Linked DNA regions of Mus musculus: region 2 is linked to region 1. The links are chromatin contacts, found by POLR2A ChIA-PET in ENCODE. All regions are on one chromosome and are shown on one strand. The core of a region is the stretch at or near the end of the contact, and the rest is flanking DNA. Distances in the headings are between cores, read along the strand shown.

What was found. ChIA-PET counts read pairs that join two places held with the same protein, here RNA polymerase II (POLR2A).
Region 2: POLR2A ChIA-PET joins it to region 1 with 12 read pairs in Patski. The contact joins the promoter of Ptpn22 here to the promoter of Rsbn1 in region 1. POLR2A ChIA-PET finds 5 or more read pairs at or near these places in 3 of 5 experiments (Patski and embryonic stem cell).

Annotation. Positions count from the first base shown.
Region 1 is chr3:103,910,367-103,915,807 of GRCm38, reverse strand. Rsbn1 (rosbin, round spermatid basic protein 1) reads right to left here and starts at 1,688. Exons shown (of 8, transcript NM_001356556.1): 1 at 655-1,688. The coding sequence starts at 1,357. Ptpn22 (protein tyrosine phosphatase, non-receptor type 22 (lymphoid)) reads right to left here. Exons shown (of 21, transcript NM_008979.2): 21 at 3,556-3,832. The coding sequence ends at 3,768.
Region 2 is chr3:103,858,266-103,863,844 of GRCm38, reverse strand. Ptpn22 (protein tyrosine phosphatase, non-receptor type 22 (lymphoid)) reads right to left here and starts at 3,568. Exons shown (of 21, transcript NM_008979.2): 1 at 3,355-3,568. The coding sequence starts at 3,441.

The DNA.
Region 1 (5,441 bases), core at 439-2,938:
CTGCATCCTACTGCACGCTTCCTTCCCTTCAGAGATACGGTTGGTATACTTCCTAGACTCAGAGGGTGATAAAACCTTCCTCGAACCAATCCTAAACCATACTAACAATTAAAAGGGCTAATATTTTTTTTTAAAAAACTATTTTTACTACGTCTAGCTGAAAAATAAACACCGTAAATGATTTTTTTAACCTCGCCGAAGCTAAGGCAACCAGTAGTTGTGTAACCTCTTTAAGAATTCAAACTCAGAGCCCAGAGTCAAACCTGTAAATATGCTGGTGCCAGGAATGAGAAAAACTAAAGATTTCCAAGCAAGAGAACAAGAAGGGACTTTCAGTGACAAGCCTTTACTTCAGAAAGGGAGGTTTTAGTACCCCACCTACTAATCCGATGCCAAGCACTGCGCGGCGCGGAAACCCTGCCGAATTTGAAAATAAATGTTGCAAAGGCTCCGGGGGAACTGCAAACAGGGATGGAAACTGACAGCTCGGCCTCAGAGAGAAGCCTCAAGTAGGTCAAACTGTGGCAACCGCCTGCAATCCCGAGTCCACTCCAGTGGGCTCAGGGGAGTAGAGCGGCGTCTTTCAGTCCTAAAGGGGCGGGATATGGGCACTGAGACCTACAGCCCGAGCCCCAGCGGTTCGCCTGCTCTCACCTCTCTTGGGGGCCTTGATCAGAGGCACCCCTCCGCTCCTTTCGCCGTTTTCCTGCTTGTCCTTGTGCTTGAGATCGCCCGGAACGCAGGCGCCGGGGTCACCATCGGAGCCGCGGTGGTGATGGTGCTTGTGCCGCTCCTTGTGGCCCTTATGCTTGGGCCCGGCCGCGCTCACCGTCAGAGGCGAGAAGGTGAAGAGGGCCGAGGTGCCCGGGGCCGGGAGCGGGGCAGCGACAGTGGGCCCGGCGGGTGCCAGCGACGGTGGCGGCGGAGGCGGCAGGAGCAGAGGTTCAACAGGGCCCGGGACGGTTGGGGCGGCATTCGTTGGAGGCAGCGGCCCGGGATGTTGGCGGCTACGACGCCGCCGATGAGGGGGAGCGAGAGGGGGGTCCTGGCTCGGCCGCCCCCGCTTCTCCTGAGAACCCCCGCTGCTCGCCCGGCGCTGCCGCTTCACTCCCCGCGGCGAAACCCCAACATGGGGTTTCTCCTTCCCTTCTTTGTCCGGCTCCTCCTGCGCCGCCACCGCCCGTACTACGCGAACCGCTCCGACCTGCGCAGCCATTTCACCCACAAACACACATTTAAATGGCCCGACCGCCCCCCCGTCCGCGGTTCGCGCAAGCGCTGCCCGCGCATGGCCCGCTGGGCATTGGAGTCTCTCCCCCACCCTCCACTGATCGGTCGTTCTCGTAGACCTGAACATGCCGGAAACGGCAGTTCCGACACCTCTCCGCAGACCTCGCCAACCGAGCTTCTATTGTAAAGCACCCTGGACGCGCAAGGCCTTGCGGGAGTTGTAGTTCCACCGCCCTTCGCGTTCTTCCCCCTCCCCCTCCGCCCCCACTTTGCTCTCTGAGTGGAGGAGCGGAGGGGAGCGTGCGCCTAGGCACGCTTCGGGGTGCCACGCAACTGCCGCCCTCCGGCGAGTTGCCGCCAACCGCCCTAACCGCCCAAACAATGTTAATAGCTTTCAGAGTCTCGCCGTGTGTTCAGGCGCTCCACTTCCAGTGTTCCTCCTTCATCTTGCCCGGAGGTGGTCTCCATAGTGACTTTTCAATTTCGTATTTCTCCCCATAGCCTTTGTGAGGTAAAAGAATCTCCAGTTTACCCTTGACAAACCAGGAGGAAAAGAATTTCGGAATATGTAAAACGACGGTTTCGCTGTAGAACATTGTAAAGCTGCTATTCAGAAAAGAAAAAAAAAATTTTTTTGAAGCATTTCCTATAGCACTGCTGTGGCGACCGCTGCAGGCTCAAGGCAGGTGCAAATGTTGCCTTAGGCGTTCCCTGAGCGCAGCTCCGCCTTGCCAGAGTCACTTTTCCCTCCAATTCTTGGAAAGGTAGAATCCAGCATTTTTGTTGAACATACAGCTATAGTTAACAACAAAAAAAAATGTCTCGATAGAAATTTTTAATTTTTTTTCAACCCATACATATAAATTTGCAAATGTGAAAAGCGCTGTCAACCTGACACTGTTCGCCAGGAGATGGTGTTTACTCAGAAATCCGTTTTGAGTTTCATTACTTTAGCTTTTTACCTAGAATTGCATTTAAGTCCTTGAGAAAGCTATTTGGAAATAACCGACTACAATGATGTACTAGGCATATAAAAGACACTGTGGTTTAACACCACTAGTTCCCAGAGAAGTAACTTAGGCTGAGTGAACTTCTGTAATAAAAGTTATCGTTTAAAATAGAGAAGTTCTTGAACACCTACTGGGTATACATTGTACTACAATAAACAAGTAACAATACAGGTCAATTTGCCCTAGCATTTGGGTTTCCCAACAAAAAGTATTAAAGCGCAAATAATACTGTTGCTAGGCTGTATTTTCATAAGTAAAAATATTAAACTGATAGGGAAAGTAAAGCCAACCCTTTACAATAATAAAGAGCCATTAAATTATTTACTGTATAAAACTAGATTTGAAATATAATTTACTTAGAAGAATCCATAGTCATATAGAAATACATTTTCAAATCACCAGTACCTTTAAATGGTTGTGAACATAAATTCGTTTTATGTGGACACGTTTATCTATAGGGCCTTTTCTATGAAGAACACACTATCAAAAAAGAAAGTTAAAGTGCTAACAAAAAGTAACCGCTGTTGATTTTTTTTTCTTGAATTGGTAAGTGAATAACTGGGTAAACATACATACAGTTGGACACCTCATAGCAATACAGAAGTGATCACTGCCGTTATTTGTACATCATCTTTCCTTCTTTTACGCAACAATTGGGGAAATTGAGGAGATACACTCCGTTTAGACATTTAGTCATTTTCACAAGCAGTACTGCAAGCACAAAGGAAGGAGTGCTTTGTTTTCTAACTAAAACCTTTAGTCAGTCGTGATGGAGCACGCTTGCAATAGCAGCGGTCTGCAGCTTGGAGAAGGATCAATAGTTTGAGGCCAGCCTAGGGCTGCATAGCAAAATCTATTTTTTAAAGTTATTTTTAATATTAAGGCAGTGTATAAATTTAGTTGAAGGGTCGGAGAGACAACTCAGATGGTGAATTAAGTGCGTTTAACTACTTTTGCAGAGGACCCTGGTTTAGAACCCACGTAGCAAGTCACAACCTGTTATTCCAATTCAAGGGATTTGGTTCTCTCTTCTGGCCTCGATGGGCACTACACACAGGTGCTGTACATACATGCAGGCAAAAACACTTGTATACATAAAAATATTTTAAAGAGAACGTTATGATCAAATTCTTACAATTCTATTGAAATTAATGTTTATGCTGGACTTGTGTGCTTGTTACCACAGCCCTCCAAAGGCTATGGAGGAGGAGACATCATCTCAAAATAAAAATTTATATTTAAAGAAAATTCATATATAGAAAGAAAGTAAAATATAATAACTTTCAAACGTGAAAAGTAAATACACTTTGAAGCATAAACTGAAGTACAAACTTTATTGGCAGTTCCCAGTGAAATATAAGGAATATGAAAATACAAGTTTGCTGGAAGTTTGTCACATATTGCTTTCCTTTTCAAGACTATTGACAAAATATATCCTCATTACTGATATTATTATTATAGCAGTATTCAAGTAGCTTTATCTGCAGGTACAATTTTAACAAATATTCTTATAAATCCAGAGGTGCGTTACATATTCCAAGCTGATGGCGGGTTCCTTGGTCCTTTGGGTTTTGAAAAACGATTTCCGAAACCTGAGGACAAAAATAAAACTGAATGAAGATGGGTATTTTTATACACAGAAATTAATACTTGAATTTTAGAGTATAACATTAAAATTTTAAGCACCCTTTTTGATCAATTTAGTAATAGATTGTGGAGGCATTTTAGTAATTAAAGTTTAAATGAAAATTGAATATTTTTGTTGTACTGGGGATCAAACTATGGGCCTTGCATAGGCTAGGCAAGTGTTCTGCCACTGGAGCACACCTCCAACCCAAATACTACTAATATTTAAACTTAGCGCATTTACAGATTAACTAATAGTACTAACTATATGAAGAACCCTGGTTATAGTAGCCTGTAATAATTAAATATATAATACCATTTATCTGTTTTATTCACCCACTGATCACAAAACAAATTTCACTTTTATAAAATTAAGTGTGGCATTATTAAATCTAGTTCTGTATCTATGCAGCCACAGAAACTCCTGAGTTTACTAAAACATTAAGTTTCAAAACTTATAAAATATAAGATAATCCTGAGAAGAAGAGGTTCTAAGTGAGTTATAATTACTTTTCTTCCTGAAATGCACCTTCCTTGCCTCCACAATGAAGAACATGAAAATCTTTCATATAAAATAAAAGCTATTACTGGGTGCTTTCAAAAAGAATTTCGTGATGAGGACATTTATTCTTTGTCACTAGCGATGTAGGTCTTGACTGTGGTAGATTCTCAAAGCATCTTAGCAACTTTGGTGCCTTAAATTTAAAACCGAAGGGTTTGAAAGAGGGAGAACAGAAGATGAAAAACTCAAAGATCTTTCTGGTACTTGAATTTCATCACCTTCCCTAGTAACTACTGATGTTTACAAGTCTAAAACCAAAACTACAGTAGGCCAGGAATGGTACCAACTACTTCTAATCCAAGCACACAGGAAGTTAAGCCAGGAGGACCACAAGTTCAAGGCCAGCCTGGCAAGTTCTGCAAGATTCTCATGCATAGATACACATATACTCATACATACAAACACACAGACACAGAAACACACAGACACACAAACACACACACCTATATGCCAGAGCTGGAATAAACCCCTCATATTTATTAACTAGTAATTTTAAATGTTGGTGGAGGTGTACAGAGCCTAGCTCATGTAAACCTTACTCTTTTGATGATAAAGAGAAGGAAAATATTCAGATGAGGTAGTTACACATCACCATCATCTCCTCAATACAGGCGCCTTTACTATAGCCCATGCACTGCGCAGAGGGGTGAGGACTTGCTGTGTCCTCAGTGAGAACTACAGCTTCAAATACCTATATCTGATCTGAGTCACTAGCTAATTCGTAATACTTTAAAACAGCTGTACACTACAGGTTTCCGAATATAGGTCAATTCAGCAAAAAGAAACCTGAACCATATGCTTTTTTTCCCCTCAACTTAGGGGGTGGGGGCATTTATGACATAGCCCTGAACTTATGATCCTCCTGTCTCACCCTTGCATGTGGTAGGATTACAGGTGTGCTCCATCTGAGGCAACTTCAATATTTTTAAGTAACATATTCTTATAATTTTTATTGCCACTGCTAAAGGAAGCAATGAAAACTAAGTGCTTTCAAGTATAGCAACTTTGACATC
Region 2 (5,579 bases), core at 2,319-4,818, 54 kb after region 1:
ATAGAAGCCAACACTATCAGAACAGTTTGGGTTTTTTTTTTTTTCTGCATTGCTTTATTTATTATACTAAACAGGAGTTTTAAAATCTGTTTTTTGAACTATATGCAGACGAAATTGTGTCAAGTGTCTTGTGTCTTATTTGCAAAGCTAATCAATTTTGTTGCTTGTAGCTGGATCTCAGGTTTTTTTCTGACATACACGTTTTTAAAAATATAAAAAGAAGGAAGGGTCTGGAAAGATGGCTCAGTAGATGGCTCTCTTGCTGTGTTTGCTGAGGTCCCACTTGCTGTGTTTGCTGAGGTCCCAGAGTCAGTTCTCAGCATCCACCCAGTGGCTCACAACCCCCTGTAACACCAGTTCCCAGGGATCCAACTCCATCTTCTGGCTTCCACAGGCACTGGGCAGGCACTAAATGCATAATATATAAATGCCGGCAAAACAACACATATACACACACCAAATACAAATCTTTCTTTAAAGGAGCAGGGTGTGCTTGATGGTACACGCCTTTACTTCTGTTACATAGGAGGCAGACAGACTTCTGAGAGTCTGAGGCCACCCTGGTCTACATAGTGAATCCCAGTGCAGTGAGAGCTGCATAACGAAACAACAATAAAAACTTAACAACGACAAAGAAGTCAGGACTGAAATCTGAGTTAAGGAACCTTTTGGTTTTGTTTCTTGGTTTGTTTGTTTGTTTGTTTTGTGGGGGGAGTTGTTGCACAGAAAATCTACATTTAAGTATAAATGCTGTATCATACTAGCCACTAAGGCTGCTAGCAGTGCCTTTACGTCATAAAGTTCATTCTGAAATCTCACAAACATCAAGAACTTCAGGTGGACTGTGGGCAGAAGTCAAGTGGAAACCTTCCAGTTGGATGGCAGTATTTCCCTGGGCCAACAGCTCCTCTCCCAAAGCTATTTTTCTGGTGTCTCAGTTGAACCTTTAGGTGGGGCTGAGGGTGAAACTCTTGTTTTTCCACTGGAGGACGTGAGTCAGTGAACAGTGAGGTTCCACTTAATCACCACCCAAAAGAAGGTTCTTAAGTATAAGGAGCCAGAAGGGCAAGGAGATGATTAATATAAACCCAGGACAGTGATTTACCCGGGTGGGATGGGGTGGAGGAATGGGGTGGGGTGGGGTGGGGTGGGTGGGTGGAGAGGCCAGTTGTGGAAGGGACAGTAGGGAATCTCTCCAAGTTAGACAGTGCTATATTTTTTGATCTGTGCAGTAACCGCATTAGCACTGGTTCCTTTATAACTATATTCACATGTTTTGTGTAGTTTTTCTAAATATATATTTTAGTTCACAATTATAAGCAGCTAACAAAATACAAGCTATAAAAAAGTTCTTAAGCTGAGAAAAATATGACCAGATTTATGTAATTAAAAGAGCACTTTGGAGCCTGGCATGGTGGTGTACACCATTGTACACCTTTCATCTCAGCACTCAGGAAACAGAAGGTGGATCTCTGAGTTCAAGGCTAGTCTCGTCTATACAGTGAGTTCCAGCCCAGCTATGGCTACATAGTGAGTCCTTGTCTAAGAAAATTAAGGTGGGACAAGGCTAGAAACAGAGAAAGCAGTCAGGAGGTGGCAGCCAGTTTGGTAAGAGACTATAACGACCTCTACGAGTGGTTAAAATATTAGAGATATAGTCTGCTCTGTTTTGAAAAATACAACCCAAGTAAGACAAAGATGTCACTACCTCTCAGCTCACGTCCCCTCTATATCTTAATAAATTGCCTTAAGAATGTCTCAGTGATACAGTCAAAAGGCATGCTTGGATCTAAGTAGACACATAGGCAACTCTACCCTGTGCCTAAACTACCCTGAGAACTTGTGGCAGAAAGAAAATATTTAAGTGACACCATAAGCTGGCATAATATCTTAGCCTCAAAGTTGGGCCACTATATACTAGCCTGCTGTGCTATCTAATAGTGATATCTGTTCAGTGAAAACATCATGGATAGTTTTCTCTTCTAATATCTGGTGCCAGAACGCTAGTTCTGGAAGGCAAAGACATTTTGTTTACTATTGTATCTTAGTGTGAAGAAACAAAGTTGGTACATAGTAAGTGCTCCTAAATGATCCCTTTTCTGAGACACGGTCCCTCTCAGTCGCCTGGGCGAGCCTTGAACTCAAGATTTAACCCACCTCAGCCTTCCAAGTAACTGGGTCTCTGGGTGCCTCCAAAACACCTTGTTCTCATTTAATTATTATAATTAATGATATAATCATCACAATAATCCAAAATGAGATAGATAGGACATAAATTATTATCCTCATTTTTTTAACCTAGAAAACAAAGAGTTAGGGTGATTTGGGAACACGTTAAATATTTGATAATTTGAATGATGACCATGTCGATGTTCTTTATTTTTCTCAATTCAAAGCTGAAGGGCTAAGGCTTAACATTCTTACAGTTCTGAAATACCAATTAGAAGCTTTTAGAACACAGCAGGTTGGTGTGGTCGTACATGCCTTTGATCCCAGTGAGGCAGAGGCAGGAGGATCTTTTAAGTTCAAGGCCAAACCTGATCTACATAGTGAGCTCTAGGCCAGACAGAGCTACATACTGATACAAACAAACAAACAAACAAACAAACACTAAGCAAAAACCAAAAGCATGACAGGTGTGTCAAATACCATGTTATCTGATGTGCCTGACAGGGATGGAAAATGGGCCGCCCAGCTTTTGTTACACTGTTAACTATGGCTCCCTCTAAGTGGATTTGAGTTCTGGATAATCAAGTCCACCTGCTCCCAGGCTACCTTGCTCTCCATGTCTCTCACGTGTCTCTACTCCCCACTCTCCCTAGCCCACTTCTCCAGACAATATAAGTTAAAGAAGCCCAGCTATTGTTAAAAAGGAAAATGCCTATTCTAATAATCAACTTGTTTTCAAAGGGATAGGAGAAAAAGTGGCAAAATGAGAGTTTTTGGTGTTTTTCAAACCCCTGTTATCCCAATGATAGCCTATAGGGAAGCTAAAAATAACACGTAACATGAAAAGCTACTCTTATTAGTAATCTGAAGCATATGTCACAATGCAAATGCTTTCTGCAGATGTTCAGAAAGCATTAATATCCATACACCTGTCTATACCTTCTGTAGGACCATTAAGCTCAAAAGAACAAGCAAACCCAACATTAAAACCAGCCTACCTGGAGAAAACCCTGAGCACAGACACAACAAAGCCCAGAGAGGTTATGTTCTTAGGTCGCCTTCCTCCCTTCCACTCCAAACTCCATGGTCGTGTTATCCCTACAGCAATTGCGTCTAGGCAAACTGGGCCACCACAGACTGCTACACAGTTTATCTAAGAACTCTTCAGAGCATTCCAGAACTCACCAGAAATTCACTGGCAAACTCCTCACTGTTGAGTTTCTTTTTCTGGGCTTCTTTCAGTAGTTGCTGCAGAATTTCTCTTTGGTCCATGCCGCAGAGCAAGAGTCTGTGAGTAGGTTAAGGGAGGGCATGTCAAATATGTGTCATGGCCAAGGCAGCACCAAGAAGCCACTGCTGCTGCAGGAGCACAGCGTGCTGGAGGCTGTGGTTTACTGACTTCATCACAAGCCCTAGAGGAAATTAGTACAAAACTAGCTTCTGTGGTCACACAACAAAGCCATCATCTCCCTGCAGGGCCCTAGCGCCTTCCTTTCTCAACAAAGAAACTTGGCTACTGTTCAAATGTAACAAACAAGAGGCTAACCAGAACACAAACTGTGGTCTGCTTAGCTCAGAGACTGTTCCACGCTGTCAGTCTCAGACAGCACTCAGTTCTTCCATTCCCAGAAGAAAGGCAGAAAGTACAGCACTAACCTGTGAGTTCAGCTTTTCACATCCCAGTGAGCAGAAAGGCCTGGGTGACGCCCACCTATGCCCTGCTGCAGGAGAGGAGACAAACACTGGAGTTACCTATCTCCGACCCGGACCATTATCCCCAAAGTCTCCTATAGATATGATCATGGCAGACCTCTGCTCATCAAGCGGGCATTTTGTTTCAGAATTTGTCAAGCTTCCATTATAAACCTCACGTTTTTCTTTTAGAGGAAGCAAAGTCCACTGCTTCTGATGGTCCATCTCACCCGTGACTGGGGAAGTACTGGCCCTCATTAAGGGAAGTGTTGGTCTCTGTACTTCTTCAGACCTCCAGTAGCTTTGCAAACACTGAGAGTACAGCTCTACACAGGATGGGAAGCACCGGGGAGGCAGTTAGCACAATATCCCCAGAACGCACTGCTAGCAAACAGCGAAAGGACAAAACGGAACTAAAGCTAAAATATTGCTTGCTGAGAACCATACAGATTCTATCTAGGTCAGCCTGTCTGGAGAGAATTGAGGAGAGGTGGTGCAGTCCCAGCTCCTCAGGACTGTCCCCAGCTGCAAGATCACTTGAGTCTCAGAGTTTGAGACACCTGAGAAACAAAGTGAGCGCTCTCTCTCTCTCTCTCTCTCTCTCTCTCAGAAGGGGAGGGAGGAAGAATGAAAGAGGCTGAAGAATTCATGAAGACATGTTGACATTTTGATCCTACAGAGCCTATCTCAGAAAAGATCGCGTTTCAGGGAGCCGTCCACATCTGTGGTATCAGTGCCTTAACAAGGCAGGTTATTCCAGAGAATGCTTCCACATCTCCGTTTGCATAAATCCTCTCTTCGATGGGCACAAATCCACTCAAGATCTAATTCAGTGTGAAAACCCTTGCAAATGAGGAAGTTCAGTAAACAGAATGTTACAAAATTAGTTTCAAGTTAAAAAAAAAAACTGGGAAAGGTGTAGTTTGGACTTCCTCTATTAAGATATTAGCAACCCTTTCTGGTTTTACACTATTCAAACTCCCTTCAGAAAATCATGATTTTGAACACAAAACACGCTGCACCCTCTTCATTGAACCCTTGGCAGGCAATTTGAAGTTAGTATTTCACATAAAGAATTTCAAATGTAGTTCACACAAATTAAAATGAACCATAATTCTTCAGCAATATTTCCTGAGACTAAAACAAATCTCTGAGATTATCCTTGTCTAGCAACAACAGGAAATTTCTTGCTACTCTAAATGATGCAATATTTGACTATTTTAAAACATACAAAATATGGGGAAGCTTTATTTTTAAAAAGAATACAACATTCTTCAGGGTATAATGGAATATACTTGTAACACTAGCACTGAGGAGGCTCAGATAGGAGAATGGTTACAAAGTGCAGGCCTATCTGAACTATATATAGCAAGACACTGTCTCAAAAGTTAAATACTTTAAAAATCCTAAGTTAACTATAAATAAAATTATATGAAAATATGAAATTTAAGCCAGACTCAGAAAGGCAAGTATTACATGTTTTTTCCCCTTAAACAGAGAATCTAGATTTAAGTGTGTGTGTGTGTGTGTGTGTGTGTGTGTGTGTGTGTGTGTGTGTGTGTAGGCCATAAAAATAGAAAGAGGAACATTATTATCATACATTAGTCACACATAATGGATTACATGACATTTTCATATTGTAGTTAATGCATTCCGATTACACTACGCATTCAGTCTTACCCTCTCTTCTCTTCACACCTAACCCCTCTCCTCTTGCC